2 separate regions of the Homo sapiens genome follow, and region 2 is linked to region 1. The links are chromatin loops, found by intact Hi-C in ENCODE. Cell type or tissue: endothelial cell of umbilical vein. All regions are shown on one strand. Each heading gives the region's core, and the rest is flanking DNA. Links, peaks and the distances in the headings are about the cores only.

Region 1 (9,239 bases), core at 518-8,517:
GCTTTCAGAGAAGGAGATGACGGAGGTAGGAGAAGAAAGGCTCTTGGCTAAGCTTCAGGGATGGGGAGGATGGGAGAGTACAATGACAATATCAGGAAGATGGAAAGAGAAGCAGAAAATAAATGGAGTTTGAATGCATTGAGAGGAGGAGACAGAGTCGGAGAGCCTCCCATGCAGGGTTGTGATTGTCTGTGAGCTCTGAACAAGCAGAGCCCAGCACAGCCAAGGACAGCACAGTGGAAGGAGCGCTGGACAGGTGGGTCAGGGCTGTACTTGGCAGACAGCAGTGTTTCCACCAGCACAGCCCTCCGACCTTGGCCCTGAGTTGCTGTCGAGTTCTTGGTGGACCTTGTCTTTCTACAGGGATCAGGAACTTGCTGGAAAGCCCTGGTGTACTTGTGACCCTTAGGTATGTTCAATTAAGTGTAGCCTAACTCTGCCTCCTTGCATATTCTAAGTTCACCCTAAGGGTTTCTCTGTGCATAGTAAACTGTCACCTCACTGAATATGTAAACAGACTGCAACCTACTCTAGTGCCAATCACCAAGTTTTGGCCAATGAAAGGCAGTCAACTGTTCAAACCTGGTTCAAATAAGGTGAACACCCAGCTGTAACCAATCCGACTCTTTCTGTATCTAATTCTGTTTTCTGTACATCACTTTCCTTTTTATGTCCATAAATCTTCCTCCACCACATGGCTACGCTGGAGTCTCTCTGAGCCTACTCTGGTCTAGGGGCTGCCCGATTCGCAAACCGTTCTTTGCTTAATTAACCTCTATTAAATATAATTTGTCTAAGGTTTTTCTTTTAACAGGTGTTTGGTTCAAATTCTCTGTTTCTTCTTGGCATGCTTCGAAGGCTTTCCAGGTAATCCAGATTATTCTTCCCACTAACTTGGTATGTTCTTTGTCATATAGCCATTTGGCTTGGTCAGGGGTTAGTGGAGGAAGCTGGGAGGCAGAAAGCTGGATGCTGCTGGGCTAGAGGGAGCAGCCACGTGCACGTGTGCATGCACACACACATGCAAACACACACGCGTACATATGTGCACATATGCACACACATACACGTGCACACACATGCACAAGTGTGCACACATGCACGTATGCACATCCATGCACACCTACATACATATATGTGCACACACATGCACACACGTACGTACACATGTGTGCGTATACACACATACGCATGCGCACATGCATGCACCTATGTGCACATACACACATGCACGTGCACACATGCGCACAAGTGCACACATAGGCACACACACATACATACACATATGTGCACATATGCACACACATGCACACACACACACATACATTCTCAAAAGAGTCACAGAGCAGTTTGGTGGCACCAGAGAGATGCACTAGAACAAGCACACAGAGACGTGGAAAGGTTACTATTCACATGAACTTTCGAAAAAGCAATGCCAAGTGCCGCCAGAGGTGGACACAGCCCAGAGATGGAGGAGGGAGAGTGCGTGGGAGAGAGGTCCCAGGTCTGCAGGGCACGCCAGGCCTGAGGACACGTTCACAGATGTGCAGTGAGATGAGAAGGAACAGGACAGAGGTAGCAGGACTAAATGTAGTCCATCCAGTTAAAGGCCATCTGGTCGTCATCTATTCTGAGATTAAGTAATCCCATGGGAAGAGCTAAGCTCTCCTTGCTTTTATAAAATGAGCAGCGCAGCTTACAGAGAGGGCTCCAGGAGGAAGGACTAGGATGAGGAATGAGTTATTCTGCCTTCAACTCCGTCTCCTCCCCACAGCCCTCCCCCACTCCCACCGCCAAATGAAATCTCTGTTGTAAAAATGTCAAAGGACAAAAACTTGCTTAAACCATGCCAAAGGGCATGGTGTGCACAGAGGCCAGTGCCATTCGGGGCAGTGGTGGCCAAAACATGGATCCCCAGAGGACAAAGGGGCCAAGCTGAGCCTTAGAGACCCTCAAGGATGCAAGCGCTGCTTTTGAGGTCCAGGGACCCAGGCTGTTCCAGGAGTGGCCCGGGAACTCCTGCAACCAAAACACCTAGATTATGAGGCCTCCCGGGCTGCCCTGCCCGACGTCCATAGCTTCCTGGAGCGCATGGGTGGGAGGGCACAGTAGGGCCAGCCCCCTGTCCCTGGTGGCATCATCTACAGGGAGAGGTGCAGTGAGACCGGTCACCTTCAGGAAATTTACAAAAGACGCAGGCGCAAGAGCCAACAAAGGAGACTGCCTATGCGTGTGGACGCCCACACCTCCAGGCAGACACTAGGAGAAGGGCAACCCTGATTTGCATCCGTGTGACTTTAACACACATGAGCGCACATGTGCACTCACACCACACACTCAAACATGTGCACACACGTTCATAGGCACGTATATTTTGTGACATAACCCCCTACCCCTTAGTCACCCGGTCAGGGAATCAAGCTCCCTACCTTTCTGCTGAGGCACAAGAATTGCTTGAACCCAGGAGGCGGAGGTTGCAGTGAGCTGAGATTGCGCCACTGTACTCCAGCCTGGTCAACAGAGCAAGACTCCGTCTCCAAAAAAAAAAAAAAAAAAAAAAAATTTTAATTGATTAACTTCCTCTGCTAATCTCTGCTGTTGTAGGATTACAGTTTTTAAAAATTTCTTTGCTGTTATTTTGATGGAGTTTAGAGGAAGGGTTAAGTATATGCATTCATTTGCCGTTTCAAACCAAAACCCCTAAACCTCTGGCCTTTTAAAATGGAATTCCGGGCTGGGCACAGTGGCTCATGCCTGTAATCCCAGCGCTTTGGGAGGGCGAGGCAGGTGGATCACTTGAGGTCAGGAGTTTGAGACCAGCCTGGCCAACATGGTGAAACCCCATCTCTGGCTTCACCACTCAACCCACAGGGTTCCTGGGCTGGGCTCCCTCAAAAAATGCTCTGAGCAGCTTTCACTCATGACCCCCATGCACAGCGAGAGCTAGGGCCATGGAAATTCCGTGCCTGGACCAACCTCGTCTCGTGCAGCGTGGAAGAGGCGCGTAGCCCAGTGCTTGGGTTGGGAACCTCGTCATCGTCTCCTTCACGGTGATGAACAGCTACTGAGAAAGAAAAAAATGTCTTCACGCAGTTTCTTGGAATAGTAGCTGCACCCGCGATTAATAGAGTCTGTTTCGGTAGAAGTTTTTTAGAGAAAGGAAAACTGTCACCAGCTCCATTTTGTCAGGTTCATTTCTGAGGAATCTCTTGACCACCGCGGCTTCCAAGTGGGATCGATGTTGGACTTGCAAAAGGGGAAAATTATTTTTGACTCATAAACTGGAATGGAAGCCAAGGAAGAAACTCGGTTTGTGGCCTGCTGTTGCTAAATACAAAAATTGATTATTTTATGGAAGAAGAGCCATGGCCAGGTCAGCTGTTTTTCCCTCATAAAATCATTCAGCGACCCGATAGGAAACTGCAACGCCTGTGAGTCGTTTGCAGAGTGGTGCAGCTGTGAGAATTCTCCCTGGAAGGGCTGCCCGACCCCTCTCCTGAGCCTCTGAAACTCGGAAGCGAGGCCAGGATGGTGATAAAGGAGGAGTGTGGCGCCCTCTGGCGAGAGTGGGGCTGAGTCCCTCCCAGGAGCCCAGCCTGGGTGTCCCCCTGCTGTAAAGACCCCACGGCGCACAGCCTAAGGCTCAGAGCTTTGCACGGAGTCTGCCCCTTTGGGCAACATGGAGCTGATGTGGTTGCATGTTGGAAGACCTCATTTAGATTCCAGCCAAATTAGGAGAGAGGTGCTTATCCCAGCTGGAGATGCACAGGCGGGCAAAGGGCTGAGAGCAACCCAAAGCTGGAAGGCCAACGGGGCTTAGGCCTCCTGGCCCCAGGTGCTGCCCCGGGAAAAGAGGCCGTAACGCCATCCTACCCAGCCATCGCTGCAGCAGCAGGACCTGTCTCCAGGTTAAGACTGAGCAGACATCAGGCAGCCTCCAGGTTGGCCCAAGCATCTCTCATCTGGAATAAAAGTACTTGTCAAACATCATTATCCAGAATGTCAGGGAAAATAAAAATGAGTTCTAAGGCTTGTGAAAGAGATGGTCTTGGGACAACCCAACACCAGGACTTTTCCTCTGGGTCTGGTGGAAATATTTTGAAAGGCCAAAGAAGAGGGTTCTGTCCTTCCCAGGACCCGACTCAAGGCCTAAAGAAAGTTGTAGGGAGTTCTGGACACGGCACTAATGCTTCAAGAAATCTCTCCAAGCTCGGACTTACTTGCCTGATAATTCCAGGTCTCAGACTGAGCTTCTCATCCAAGGCTGGGTGATTTGATTCCCATAAATCACATCTATCGCTCTGTAGCATTGATAAGGGGCACTCTAGGCGTGAACCTGGAGCCACTGGGAATCAAGAAGGAATTCCTGTCTGTGCCATATGTGTGGTTCAGCGTGGGGGGGGGGTCCTTCCGAACTTTCTGCAGTTTCCTGGAGGGATGAGACACGGCCTCCATTGGGGATTGGGCAAGAATGACCTCCCTGTGCCCTGGCGCTCACACCTGGAGGTTGCTGGCCCACCCAGCCCCTGCAGAGGGTTTGAAGGTCCATGAGTCAGGTCTTGGAAGGCCCAGGGGGGAGCCTGAGAAAGAAATTCAGAAGATTCCATCATGACGTCATCAATCCCCCTGAAGATCTACAGGTTGCATTTACTCCCTGGCTTCAACGCACCACATTTTAGAGAGGTTTTTTGTTTTTTGTTTTCTTGAAGTACAAGAACACCAGTGATGAAACTTGAAAGCATCCTGTACTCATGGTGGATCAGGAAAATAAGAGTTTTCTTAGACTCAGAGTCTTGGTGGGAGTGTTGGTGGGGAGGGTCTGCCCTCTGAACGGGGACATGGTGAGGGGGACTGCACTGAAGCTGTGTCCCCAACTCCTTCCTCCACCGATGCTTCCGTTCCTCATCTCCAAAATGCCTACCGCTCTCACCCTTATCCACTTTTTTTAGTTTTACTTCCGTGGCACACAATTTTTTATTGAGTAGTAATTCACAGGCCCTACAATTGACCCTTTTAAACACACAGTGCTTTAGTATATTTACAGAGCTGTGCGACCATCAGGACAACCCATTTTTGAACATTTTTAGCCCTCCAAAAGAAACCCTACAACCGACCGGGCACAGTGGCTCATGCCTGTAATGCCAGCACTTTGGTAGGCCAAGGCAGAAGGATCAGCTGAGCTCAGGAGTTTAAGACCAGCCTGGGCAACATGGTGAAACCCCATCTCTACTGGAAAAAAAAAAACTACAAAAATTAGCCGGACATGGTGGCAGGTAGCTGTAGTCCCAGCTACCGGAGAAGCTGAGGTGGGAGGATTGCTTGAGCCTGGGAGGTCGAGGCTGCAGTGAGCCATGATCACACCGCTGCACTCCAGCCTGGGTGACCAAGTGAGACCCCGTCACAAAACAAAACAAAACAAAACAAAACAAAACAAAACAGAACAGAACAGAACCCCTGCAACCTGTAACCATCATTCCCCAATCCTACCCCAACACTCACCAGCCCTAGGAAACCACTAATCTACTTTTGAACTCCTGAACTTAAGTGATCCACCCACCTCAGCCTCCCAAAGTGCTGGGATTACAGGTGTGAGCCACCGTGCTCAGCTTTTTTTTGAAATGGAATCTCACTCTGTCCCCTAGGCTGGAGTGCAGTGGTGTGATCTCAGCTCACTGCAAACACTAACATACTTTCTATCTCTATGAATTTGCCTATTCTGGACTTTTTTTTTTTTTTTTTTTTTGATGGAGACAGAGTCTCACTCTGTCTCTGAGGGTTGGAGTGCAGTGGCATTATCTTGGCTCCCTGAAGCCTCAACCTCCGAGGCTCAAGTGATCCTCCCACCTCAGCCTCTTAAATAGCTGAGACTACAGGTATGCGACACCATGCCCACTTAATTTTGTTCATTTTTTATAAAAACAGGGTTTCGGTATATTGCCCAGGCTGGTCTCAAACACCTGGGCTGAAGGAATCCTCCCACCTCAGCCTCCCAAAGTGCTGGGATTCCAGGCGTGAGCCACAGAGCCCGGCCTGGACATTTTATATAAATGGAATCAGAGAACATGCTGTCTTTTGTGTCTGGCTTCTCTCAGTTGCCATAATGTTCTCCAGGCTCATCCACACTGTACCATATGCCAGTGCTTCTTTCCTTTTCATGGCTGAATAATTTTCCACTGTATGGACATAGAACATTTTAATTACCCATTCATCAACTGATGGACGTTTGGGTTTTTTCCACTTTTCAGCTTTTTTTTTTTTTTTTTTTTTGAGATAGACTCTCTCTATTGCCCAGGTTGGTGTGCAGTGGTGTGATCTCCGCTCACTGCAACCTTCACCTTCCAGGTTCAAGCAATTCTCCTGCCTCAGCCTCCCAAGTAGCTGGAATTACAGGCACCCACCACCACGCCCAGCTAATTTTTGTATTTTTAGTAGAGACAAGGTTTTGCCATGGTGGCCAGGCTGGTCTCAAACTCCTGACCTCAGGTGATCCTCCCACCTCGGCCTCCCAAAGTGCTGGGTTTACAGGCATGAGCCACCACACTCAGCCCACTTTTTGGCTGTTGTTATGAATGACGCTGCTAAGAATATTTGTGTACATGATTTTTTAAATTTCCTTTTGTTTCTTTTTTTCCCTACTATTTTTATAACCACAGAAACGATTTTGTTTAGGCATATGTTTTCAATTCTCTTGGGTCTATACATAGGGGTGAAATTGCTGGAGTATATGGTAATTCTATGTTTAACCTATTGAGGAACTATCAGGCTATTTTCTACCTCTATTCACCTTTTAGGAGTCCTAAGAATTAGTCAGTCCTGTTTGACAAATAATACCAGTATAACTGGATCTTTCCAGAAAAAGCCTGAACAAGTCCTACAGTTAAATTTCCATTTTAGCAGGGGGAGTTGGTTGACTGGCTGCTCTGGTTAGCTGAAGGTAATAATAATTTTTAAAGTCCCATTTTGGGCCAAGCACAGTGGCTCACACCTGTAATCCCAGCACTTTGGGAGGCCAAGATGGGCAGATCGCTTGAGCTCAGGAGTTCGAGACCAGCCTGGGCAACATGGTGAAACCTTGTCCCTACCAAATATGCAAAAAATTAGCTAGGCATGGTGGTGCATGTCTGTGGTCCCAACTACTTGGGAGGCTGAGGTGGGAGGATCACCTGAGCCTGGGAGGTGGAGACTGCGGTGAGCCATAATTGTGCTTTGAAGGTACCAAAGAGGGGCTGAGAGAAAATAGCAAAGGTGGGGACAGTGCTCCAGGTGGTGTAGCCAGAAAACCCCTCTCTGCAGAAGTGTATCCGTTTTCTCTTGCTGTCAATTACCAATAACCTCAAACTCAGCAGTTTCAAAGAACATCCGCTTCAGAGCTCAGCATTCTAGGGGTCAGAAATCTGGGTGGGCTCAACTGGGTTCTGTGGTCAGGGTCTCACATGGACAAGATCAAGGTGTCGGCTGGATCAGGCTCCCCTCTGGAGCCTCGGAGAAAGAATCCACTTCCAAGCTCATTCCAGGTGCTGACAGAATCCAGCTTCCTGCAGTTGTCAGACCCAGGTCCCTGCCCCCTTGCTGGCCATCAGCCAGGGTTGCCCTCAGCTACTCAGGAGCACTCTCCTTCCTCCATCCTCAAAGCAGCAGTGGCACCTCGGGTCTGTCTCTCGCTTTGAATTTCTCCGGCTTCCTCCTCTGCACCAGCCAAAAACTGCTCTTTGCTTCACAGTCTTGTGCAATTAGCTTTGGCCAGCAGGATGATCTCCGTCTTCCAGTCTTCAGGTTAACCATGTCATAAGCCATAATGCAGCCCAGGAGTGACGGCACAGTCACAGGCTCCAGGATAAGGACATAAAATGGGCCGGGCGGGGAGGGAATGTTTAGAATCTTGCCAAGCACAGAAGGTGTCCCTGAGACCTGGAGCAGGAGGAGGCAATGAGGGCGTGGCCATGGGAGGAGAAACAGCCCAGACAGAGGGGTCAGCATCCTCCCTGGGGGAGGAAGAGGCTAGGTTTGTGTGAGGCACTGAAAGGCCCCTGGACTGCAGGACAGTGAGTAATGGGCAGCGTGGCCCGAGGCGGGTGAGCAGGCAGAGGAGACCCCCTCACCCACGGAGGCCCTGGGAGACAGCTGTGGACATGGCAGAGCCAGAAGGGTCCCAGGCCCAGGATACTCAGCAGAGACTGCTCTCTAGAATTAGACCTCAAAATCCTGCTTGTTAAAAATAGCTTTATTGGCTGGGCATGGTGGCTCATGCCTGTAATCCCAGCACTTTGGGAGGCTAAAGCAGGCAGATCACTTGAGACCAGGAGTTTGAGACCAGCTTGGCCAACATAGTGAAACCCTTCTCTACTAAAAATACAAAAATTAGCCGGGTGTGGTGGCGCATGCCTGTAGTCCCAGCTACTTGGGAGGCTGAGGCAAGAGGATTGCTTGAACCTGGGAAGCAGAGGTTGCAGTGAGCCAAGATCATGCCACTGCACTCCAGCCTGGGCAACAGAGTGAGACTCCACTTTAAAAATAAATAAATAAATAAATCTAGTTTGGTTAAGGTATAACATATAATGAATAATTGACGTGCAATAAACAGCATGTATTTAAAGTGTACAATTGATAACTCTTGACGTAGGTGTGCACCTATGAAGACATATCCACAATCAAGATAACGGAGACATCCAGCACTCCCAAAAGTCGCCTCAAGTCCCACTGTCATCCCTTACTCCATCTCCCCTTCTCCTCCCTCTCGAGGAAACCAGGGTCTCCTTCCTCTCACAGTGGAGTAGTTTGCATTTTCTAGAGTTTGATGTAAATGTATCATACAGTATTGCCATGAGCTGACTTGTGTCCCCCTGAAATTCATACATTGAAGTCCTAACCCCCAGTACCTCGGCATGTGACTGTATTTAAGGACAGTGTCTTCAAAAAGGTAATTAAGCTAAAATGAGGTCATTAGGGTGGGCCCCAACCCAATATGATTGATGTCCTTATAAGAAGAGGAAATTGGCCAGGCGCAGTGGCTCACACCGGCAATCTCAGCACTTTGGGAGCCCAGAAGTTCGAGACAAGCCTGGGCAACATAGTAAGACCCTGTATCTACAAAAAATACAAAAATTAGCCTGGTGTGGTGATGCACGCCTGTAGTCCCAGCTACTTGGTGGGCCGAGGTGGGAGGATCACTTGGAGCCCAGGAGGTCAGGGCTTCAGTGAGCAGTGTTTACGTCACTGCACTCCAGCCTGGATGACAAAGT
Region 2 (9,239 bases), core at 565-8,564, 55 kb before region 1:
CAGTGCCCAGCAGGCGTGTTGCCCCCAGCCCAGCTGCCATGCTGCCTACCCCACAAAAGCCTAGGGCCTCCCTGAGTCCTGGTAAACCGGACTCCATGGGGACTGAGGCCTCGCACGAGCTGAGTCCCCAGGCTTGGGCATGGCTCTTGCCCTTTCCTTTCCTTTCTTTCCTGTCCTGTCCTGTCCTTTCCTTCTTTTTTTCCTTCCTTCCTTCTTTTCTCTCTCTCTCTCTCTCTTTCTCTCTCTCTCTCTCTTTCTTTCCCTCTTTCTTTCTGATGGGATCTCACTCAGTCACCCAGGCTGGAGTGCAGTGGTGCAATCATGGCTCACTGCAGCCTCAACCTCCCAGGCTCAAGCGATCATCCTGCCTCAGCCTCCCGAGTAGCTGGGACCACAGGCATGCACCGCCACACCCAGCTAATTTTCCATTTTTTTGTAGAGATGGGGTTTCACTATGTTGCCCAGGCTGGTCTCGAACTCCTGGACACAAGCCATCCTCCCACCTTGGCCTCCCAACGTGCTGGGATTACAGGCGTGAGCCACCGCACCTGGCCTGGCCCTTGCTGTTTCTTTCCTCCGGGAGGAACAAGGGCCTTACGGGACCGGGGGCTTCCACTTCTCCAAGTGGAAACCTCAGCCAGGGCTTGGTCAGAGCTGGCTTATGAGCTGGAATCAGCCCAGTCCACCTGGCCAGAGACTTCGATGGTCCAGGCCACGCCAGCCTCGAGGGGCCGGAAGGGAAAAGAAATTCGGCTCTGATCCCTCTGGCTCCTGGAAGAGGAGGTGGGCTGCTGCAGGCGTGTGCCTTGGGATGGATTCTAGAGCCCAGGGTCCCCTGTCCAGGCCTGGATGACCCAGCGATGGGAGCGATTTTTTAAATATTTTTCAATTAAGTCCGTGAGAGAGCTCAGAAGCCAACCCTGTGCGTGGCGTACAAATCCGGGCCGTGCAGCAGCAGCTCAGTTGGCAGGGGCCTCTCACTGGGCCCGCCAGCCACACCCTTGGACCGGCCAGGTTTTTCCTGAGTGGAAGCAGGGTTCAGGCCCTATGTGCCCTGCAGGACTGAGGAGTCCAGCAGGCTATCCGGGTCCCACAGAAAAGGTGGGGAATTCTGGCCAGCAGCCGGGCAGGGGACGAAAGAGGATGCTGAGAAGCTTTCAGGCGTTTCTCCACCCTCCTGAGTCACACGGGAATGTCTGAGACCAGGAGGCAGGTCGGGGGACTGGACGGGGGGGTGCTTTTTTGCAGCCTCTGCCAGGATCCCAGTGGGGGCAGGAGGAGAGACAGGCCCAGAGCTGGGCGAGGAGAGCTGGAGAGAGGCTGAGGAGGATACAGCTGCAGCCTCAAGCCCAGACACCACTTCCTCTCTCCCACCCCTCCCTCCTTTCCAGCCATGTGGCCCACCAAAGACCTCATCCTCGGGAAACGCAGCCAGGTCCCACCCACGAGGGCAGGGGCCTGGGGCTCCCCATCCCCAGCTGAGTTCAGGGCAGCATGAGGCCTGGCCTCACCTCCCTCTGCTCTCCCACCCGTGGGGGCTGCTGCCCTCACCCGTGGCTTCTAGATGATAGCCTCCCCCTCCATCCTATCCTCAACACCTCCCACAAGCTGGGCATACAGCTAGGGCTTAATAAATGCCAGTTTTCCCTCCTCTACTGCACCACACAGAGATTATTCAGATCCTCACCTTGCCTGGTAGGCTCATCTCAGGACATGGACAAATTAGAAACTATTTTATTTGTTTGTTTATTTTTCTATTTATTTATTTTTGAGACAGAGTCTTGTTCTGTCACCCAGGCTGGAGTGCGGTGGCGCCATCTTGGCTCACTGCAACCTCCACCTCCCAGGTTCAAGCGATTCTCCTGCCACAGCCTAAAGGGATTACAAGTAGCTGGGATTACAGGCACCCGCCACCACACTTGGCTCATTTTTGTATTTTTAGTAGAGATGGGGTTTCGCCATGTTGGCCAGGCTGGTCTCGAACTCCTGAGCTCAGGTGATCTGCCCACCTCAGCCTCCCATAGTGCTGAGATTACAGATGTGAGCCGCCACGCCCAACTTATTTATTTACTTGTTTATTTATTTTTAGATGGCGTCCCACTCTGTCACCCAGGCTGGAGTGCAGCGGTACTATCTCAGCTCACTGCAACCTCCGCCTCCTGGGGTCAAGTGATTCTGCTGCCTCAGCCTCCCAAGTAGCTGAGATTACAGGCACACACCACCATGCCCAGCTAATTTTTGTATATTTAAATAGAGATGGGTTTCACCACATTGGTCAGGTTGGTCTTGAACTCCTGACCTCAAGTGATCCACCTGCCTCAGCCTCCCAAAGTGCTGGGATTACGGGTGTGAGCCACCACACCTGGCCCAAATTAGGAACTAAATCATCAGCAAAAGCTGAGTCGCTTGCCCCTGGAAGAGGCAGCTGAGGACCAGCTGAGGCCACTTGACGCTGGGCGGGGGGCGGGGGGGCCCTGCCCTGCTCTGCCCCAGGGAGGTGCTGCTGCAGACCCTGCCTGTGCTGCAGTCCGAGGCCGCCCTCAAACCCCCGCTTCCAGCAGGATCCCCGCTGTCACTGAGATCCAGAGCTGCCACTGCTTCCGCATCATCCTTGTTTGCTATTTGGTGCTTTGGGCAAGCAGAGCTGTGTTTTGCCAGCTGCCGGCTGGCAGCTCAGCCCATCCTGCAGCTGGAGGCCCGAGCAGGGGGCCCAGGGAGCCCTTTGAAGTCCCTGTCTCAGCTGACAGCCCTCCCCTCTCGCCTCCCACCAGGGAATCCCACTGCCTCTGGTATGGACAAACACTCGCAAAGCTCAGAAAAGTGTAGCCACCTTTCCTGAAAATATTCAGCCTGGCCCAGCCCTGCTGGAAGCCACTGCACACGGTTCTTGGGGCTGAGACCATGGCTTTCTGCAAACTAACGTGGCCTTTGGGTGCAGCAATAGAGCCAGAAGACATCAGGGTGGCCTCAACCTAGAAGCCAGGTCCCGGCCACCTCTCACACAGGCTGGGCTAAGGGGAGGCTGCAGAGGAAGTTCAGTGGCAGCTGTTCCCTTTGCACCGGGGACTAGAGGTCGGACAGCTGGGATTAGTCAGAGGTGCCGAGCTGTGTCCTCCGCCAGCCCAACCATGGGGACCTTCTCCAAGTGGAAACCTCGGCTTGGGCTTAGCCAGAGCTGGCTTACGAGCTGGAATCAGCCCAGTCCACCTGGCTGGAGTCTTTGATGGCCCAGGCCACGCCAGCTTCATGGGGTCTGCAGGGAAAAGAAGTTCAGCTCAGAAATCTCTGGCTCCTAGAAAAGGAGGTGGGCGCCCTCCTGCCAGAGCCAGCTGATTTTAATTCAGCTACCCGGCAAACCTCCCTGGTTCCTGCTCTATGACAAACCCAGGGCAGGTGCCAAGATACAGAGATAGACAAAACTCAGTGCCTACCCTAGAGGAATTCATAGTCAGGTAAAATAACGGCCACACAGTGTGTCTGTGCCCATGTGGCAGAGGCCCAGAGAAGCAGCCTAGGACTGAGCTGAGCTGATATGCTTTGCAGGAAGTGGGTGAAAGTGCGGCAGAGGCCTGGGAGGCGGGAGGCCAGGTCTCTGGCAGTGGGGGTTCTTTCTTTAGCAGTCCCCTCCTAGCACCCACACAGTCCCAGGCCCTGGGAGGGCCAGCTCTGCACCCCAAAGCTGCTAAGTCTGTGGTCCAGGAGGTAGGTGGCCGCAGCTGCACCTGCCCGTCCCTCAGCCAGGGGAAGTGACTCGCCTCTGAGGCTCCTGCAGGCTGCCTCCTGGGGGAGCGTGCAGGAAAGAGTTTGCAGGTTTTATGGCCAGTGAGGTCCGGCTCAGGCCTGAGGAGGGTGCAGGCCAAGCCGGCCGGTTCTAATTAGGGGACTGGGCTCCTCGTAGCAGCCCAGGGGCCTGGGGGCTTTGCCAGTTTGTAGAACAGCCAGCACTGTTTTGCACAGTGTCTCCTGGCAACGGGGGCCACTCCAATGGGGAGCGGGGTGCCCTGGGAGCCCTTGTGGGCAGCAGCCAGCCACTCAGCCTGAGCTCACTCGTGCGGTCCCCTCCAGGTACTTCCGCCCTACCAGACTGACCTCGGGGGACACAGATCCCTGCTAGAGCATGGGGCAAACTGCCCTCTCCCAGCCTGGGTCAGTGCTGCCAGAACCCAAAGGGACTGGGGACGGAGGCTGGGTCTTTGCTTCCCCTCACCACCTCAGGTTGCCCTGAGTAAGCATTCTAAAACAAAAGGAGGCCGGGCGCGGCGGCTCATGCCTGTAATCCCAGCACTTAGGGCGGCCAAGGTGGGCGGATCACTTGAGGTCAAGAGTTTGAGACCAGCCTGGCCAACATGGTGAAACCCCATCTCTACTAAAAATACACAAAATTAGCCGGGCGTGGTGGTGCGCGCCTGTAATCCCAGCTACTCAGGAGGCTGAGAAACAAGAATTGCTGAGGCAGAGGTTGACGAAGGGGGTGGAGGTTGCAGTGAGCCGAAATTGTGCCACTGCACTCCAGCCTGGGCGACAGAGTGAGACTCTGTTTCAAAAAAAATAAAACAAAATAAAAGTAAGATAAACCAAGAATAAGTACCGACGCCTAGTGTCTAGACAATGCCTAGCACACAGTAGATGCTCAAAGAATGCAGAGTGAATAACCAAGCTCAGTGCTTGGAAACCTGGCTGGCACACAGTAGGCTCACAATCCATGTGCCGAACACAAGAAGGAATGAAGTTTGTCTTCAGCCCCATGCAGTGAGTTCTAGAAAGCAGGTGGCCTGTTGCTTTCATCTTGTGTCTGCAATGCCTGATACAGGACCCAGGACTCCTCGGGCCTGGCAGGACCCGCCCCAGCCGAGGTTCCCGTCCTGGTGCTGGGGGCGAAGGGGAGGGAGGGAGGCCGGCAGGCGGCTGGTCAGACAGTGTGAGTCTGGCCTTTGAATGTTATTCCCGGCAGTTCCTCTGATTCACAGCTGTCCCAGGAACAGTCATGGCTGTGTCAATAAATATTGGTGACTTTTAATGACCTCTCCGTCTCGCAGGGCCATGTGGGCCTTCCTGCCCCTCCAAAGACCCCGTCCAGGCTGTTGTTTTTCTAGCCAGCGTATAGCGCTCTGTGCCAGTGAGAGGGCCTTGGGGACCGAATGGCCCCCGCAGGCTGATAACTCAGAAGGCATTTTCTGTCTCCTTGCTTCGCCTGCTCCTTTTCACCATAACTCCCCAGACCTCCTGGGAATGACCCTGAGTGCAGAAGGATGGGCAACATCAGAGGCCCTGGCTCAGAAAGAGCCAGAAAGGAGCTGCCACCTTGGCCCCCCCTGCCCTTCCCCCTACACCTCTGCCTGGGTGTCTTGTCCTTTCTCCACGCTAGAAAAGGACATCGCATCTCACGCCAACACAACATGCCAGGCAAAGATAAGCTGCTTTTCCTCCTTCCACACTTTCACACTTTCCACAGTTTAGGCTGAGGGAGAGTTTGAATTAAAACCCAACTACAGCACGGCTGGGCATGGTGGCTCACGCCTGCAATCCCAGCACGTTGGGAGGCTGAGACGAGTGGATCACCTGAGGTCAGGAGTTTGAGACCAGCCTGGCCAACATGGTGAAACCGCGTCTCTAAAAATAAAAAAATTAGCCAGGCGTGGTGATGCATGCTTGTAATCCCAGCTACTTGGGAGGCTGAAGTGGGAGGATTGCTTGAACCTAGGAGGCGGAGGTTGCAGTGAACTGAGATGGGGCCGCTGCACTCCAGCCTGGACGACAGAGCAAGACTCCATCTCAAAAAAAAAAAAAAAAAAACACCACAACTGTAGCCCTCTTTACTGGACGACAGATTTTATCATGAAAGCAAAGAACGGTTATGAGCACACAGGATCTGTGTCATCTCCTCAATTCTACTTCAAAGAATATTCCATACATCAAGCACTCTGGGGCGGTGGAGAGGCCACCAAACCCAAGACAGGTTTGATTCTGCTCTCAAGAGCTTGCAGTCCAGAGGGAACGCAGGTGGTGCAGGAAGCCGCTGTACACAGGGGACTGCAGCTCCCCAGTGAGGAGTGTGGGTGCTGCGGGGGGATTCACAAGGACTAAAGGGACGTGCGACCAAATGCAATGTGTGATTCTTTTTGGGGTTTTGTTTTTTGTTTTTTTGGTTTTTATGAGACGGAGTTTCCCTCTGTCGCCCAGGCTAGAGTACAGTGGCACAATCTTGGCTCACTGCAACCTCTGCCTCCCAGGTACACCCAGGTTCAAGTGATTCTCTTGCCTCAGCCTCCCGAGTAGCTGGGACTACAAGTGTGCACCACCACGCCTGGCTAATTTTTGTATTTTTTTTTTAGACGGAGTTTCACTCTTGTTGCCCAGGCTGGAGTGCAATGGCACGATCTCGGCTCGCCACAACCTCCACCTCCCTGGTTCAAGCGATTCTCCTGCCTCAGCCTCCCTAGTAGCTGGAATTACAGGTGCGTGCCTCCACACCTGGCTAATTTTGTATTCTTAGTAGAGGCAGGGTTTCTCCGTGTTGGTCAGGCTGGTCTCAAACTCCCGACCTCAGGTGATCCACCCACCTTGGCCTCCCAAAGTGCTGGGATTATAGGCGTGAGCCACCACACCCAGCCAATTTTTGTATTTTTAGTAGAGACGGGGTTTCACCATGTTGGCCAGAGTGGTCTCGAACTCCTGGCCTCAAGCGATCTGCCCGCCTCGGCCTCCCAAGGTGCTGGCATTACAGGCATGAGCCACAGTGCCTGGCCCCAGTGTGTGATTCTTGAGTGGAACGTGCATTAAAGCAAAAGAAGCAGCTGCTTTCAGGGTCTTTTGGAGAATTTAATCATGGATTGCATGTTACATAATATCCCTGCATCAAAGCTAAACTCCTGAGTATGGAAATGGACTTTTGGCCATGCAGGAGACTGTCCTTGATTTTGGAAGGTACCTGCTGAAATATTGAGAAGGGACGTGTCATTGTGTCCGCAACTGACTTTTGAATATTTCAGTGGTCTTCCAGAAGGCAGACTCCTGTGGGCTGAGCAGGAAGTAGCCTAGCAAAGCAGGGAGAACAGTGTGCATAAGGACCGAGGGTGGCCCGGCAAGGGCCCATGCCCAGGAATTGCTGCTGGAGACGAGGCTGGGGGACAGGGCCAGGTCGTGGCAGGGAGTAATCAGGCGACAAGGAAGGCACACTTGGACCCGGAGGGTGGTCATGGGCGTGGAGAGAGTTGGGAGGTATTTAGGAGGTCGAATCTGCAGGAGCAGCCAGGATATGGGGAAAGAGGGTATGGGAGGGGAGAGAACTCATGCTGTCTGGCAGGAGAACCGGGAGAAGGAAGGTGCCACTCACAGAGGTGGAAGACCCAGGGAGCAGCAGGGTTGGAGCGGGAGAAGGTCAAGGGCTCGGTTTTCAGACATGCCAGGGCTGTGGGGCATCTCCAATGGGGTACCAGGAATTTGAAGGTGTGTTTGTCCAAATAACCATGGAGCCAGTACTCTGTCCTCAGGCATGGGTGTTGGGGACGTCTTGTGGCCATACCAGCCAGGCGTGGTGGAAGCCGCAGAGGTGGGGCCAGGTGAGAACACCCAGTTGTGCCTTGCTCATCCTGCATTTGTTTTGCTGGCTCCTCTCTGTCTGCCTTGGAGGAACGGATCAAGACTGTTCACCTCACAGGCCCTTGACATGAGTCAGGATTCAGAGCTGCCCCCTGCAGCCACCCACCTCCTGTCACAGGCTGGAAAGGAGCTGATTGCCCAGAACTCAACTGAAAGGAGGCCACACATTTCAGCCTGGGTTTCTATGTCCCCTTGTGTCTTGTTTATTTATCCTTGGGGCAATCTGGGTGGTTTGGTCCGTGGGAGTGGGATGGGCCACCCTCCCAAATGCTGGGTGTCTGGTCCCGTACCAGCTCCCTGCAGGCGAAGCCCGTTCTGCCATCGTGTAGCCTTTCAGCACATAATTGCTGAGCTCCTGCTGTGTTCTAGGCATCGTTCTAGATGCTGGGAAGATAGCAGAAATAAAAGTCCAGTCTATAGGAATAATAACTTCTTATTGTCATAAATAATTATTGTATAAAGATACATAATAGCATACGTGACGATCATGCCTACCATTTATTGAGCACTCAGGATACACCAGACACTGTGCTGAGTGCCCCATGTCCCCTGTAATCTTCACAACCACCTCTGTTTAGTATTAATATTACCGTTTGATAGATGGGACAACAAGGGCTCAGAGAAGGAAGGTAAGTGGCCACCCAAGATCACAGCTTATAAATGTCAGGGTCAGGGTTTGAACTCAGACCTGGGGCCTGTACTTCCAAACTCTCAGCCTGCAACTTGCCAGAGTCCAGCTTGCCCTTTGGTGGGTGGGGGTGATAGAGTTGGAGGCCCCATCCTGTTCAGGTCCAGCTCTGAACCTTATAGGCCTGGCCTGACACCTCCATTGCTCTGTGTCCTCCCGATCCTGGACTCCTCCTTGCATCTGGTTCTGACCCCAGATTCCTGCTTTCATGCTGAGCTCAGCCCAGCCCATCTCACTCAGCAGCTAACCCACCCAGAGGGATGGCTGGAGAGAGGGAACGCTGGCCAAGGGACCAGCTCAGGCAGGCGCTGGCAGTGTAGAGTTGCCAAATGTTGTACGGCACATACACTAAAAAGTTGTTTGTGGGCTGGCTGCCGTGGCTCTCGCCTGTAATCCCAGCACTTTGGGAGGCCAAGGTGGGTGGATCACTCGAGGTCAGGAGTTTGAGACCAGCCTGGCCAACATGGGGAAACCCCATCTCTACCAAAAATACAAAAAATTAGCAGGGCGTGGTGGTGCATACTTGTAGTCCCAGCTACTTGGGAGGCTGAGGCAGGATAATTACTTGAACCCTGAAGGCAGGGGTGCCAGTGAGCTGAGATTGTGCCACTGCACTCCAGCCTGGGTGACAGAAGGAGACTCCATCTCAAAAAAAAAAAAAAAGTTATTTATGGATTATCTGAAATTCAAATTTAACTGAGTGACCTGTATACTTGCTAAATCTAGCTACCTAAGGGGTAGGGGTGCAGAACACTGTGAGGGGATTTCAGCTATGAGGGGGCATAAGAAGGGGGTTTGGATGAAATTCCCCAGGAAGGGTGTCCTCAGATATTCAAGAATCTTTCATTCCTCCCTTGTAGACGTTCAGGTGCAAGCTTCCTGTCTCCTGATCATTTTCACTCCACCAACATGTGCTTATGTGCTTAACTAGAGAGCCGCGCTTAGAGTCACT

What was found. Peaks named below come from ENCODE experiments on the same cell type or tissue, not always from the same donor. Only the 100,000 strongest peaks of a DNase experiment are listed, where the experiment ranks them.
Region 2: a loop joins it to region 1, with 6 times the contacts of the local background. A loop is called at or near these places in 10 of 110 quality-filtered maps.

Annotation. Positions count from the first base shown.
Region 1 is chr1:9,452,405-9,461,643 of GRCh38, forward strand. No RefSeq gene overlaps it. Among named protein-coding and RNA genes, the nearest start is that of LINC02606, 28 kb to the left of the region's middle. In endothelial cell of umbilical vein, for the core only: a CTCF peak has its summit at 3,576 (motif pointing left); a DNase peak (open chromatin) is centred at 3,527; H3K27me3 peaks cover 392 bases.
Region 2 is chr1:9,397,044-9,406,282 of GRCh38, forward strand. No RefSeq gene overlaps it. Among named protein-coding and RNA genes, the nearest start is that of LINC02606, 27 kb to the right of the region's middle. RefSeq lists enhancers at 2,086-2,929, 2,930-3,772, 3,773-4,615. In endothelial cell of umbilical vein, for the core only: no CTCF peak of the experiment used is centred there; DNase peaks (open chromatin) are centred at 1,208, 3,088, 3,618, 4,968 and 1 weaker place; H3K27ac peaks cover 5,705 bases.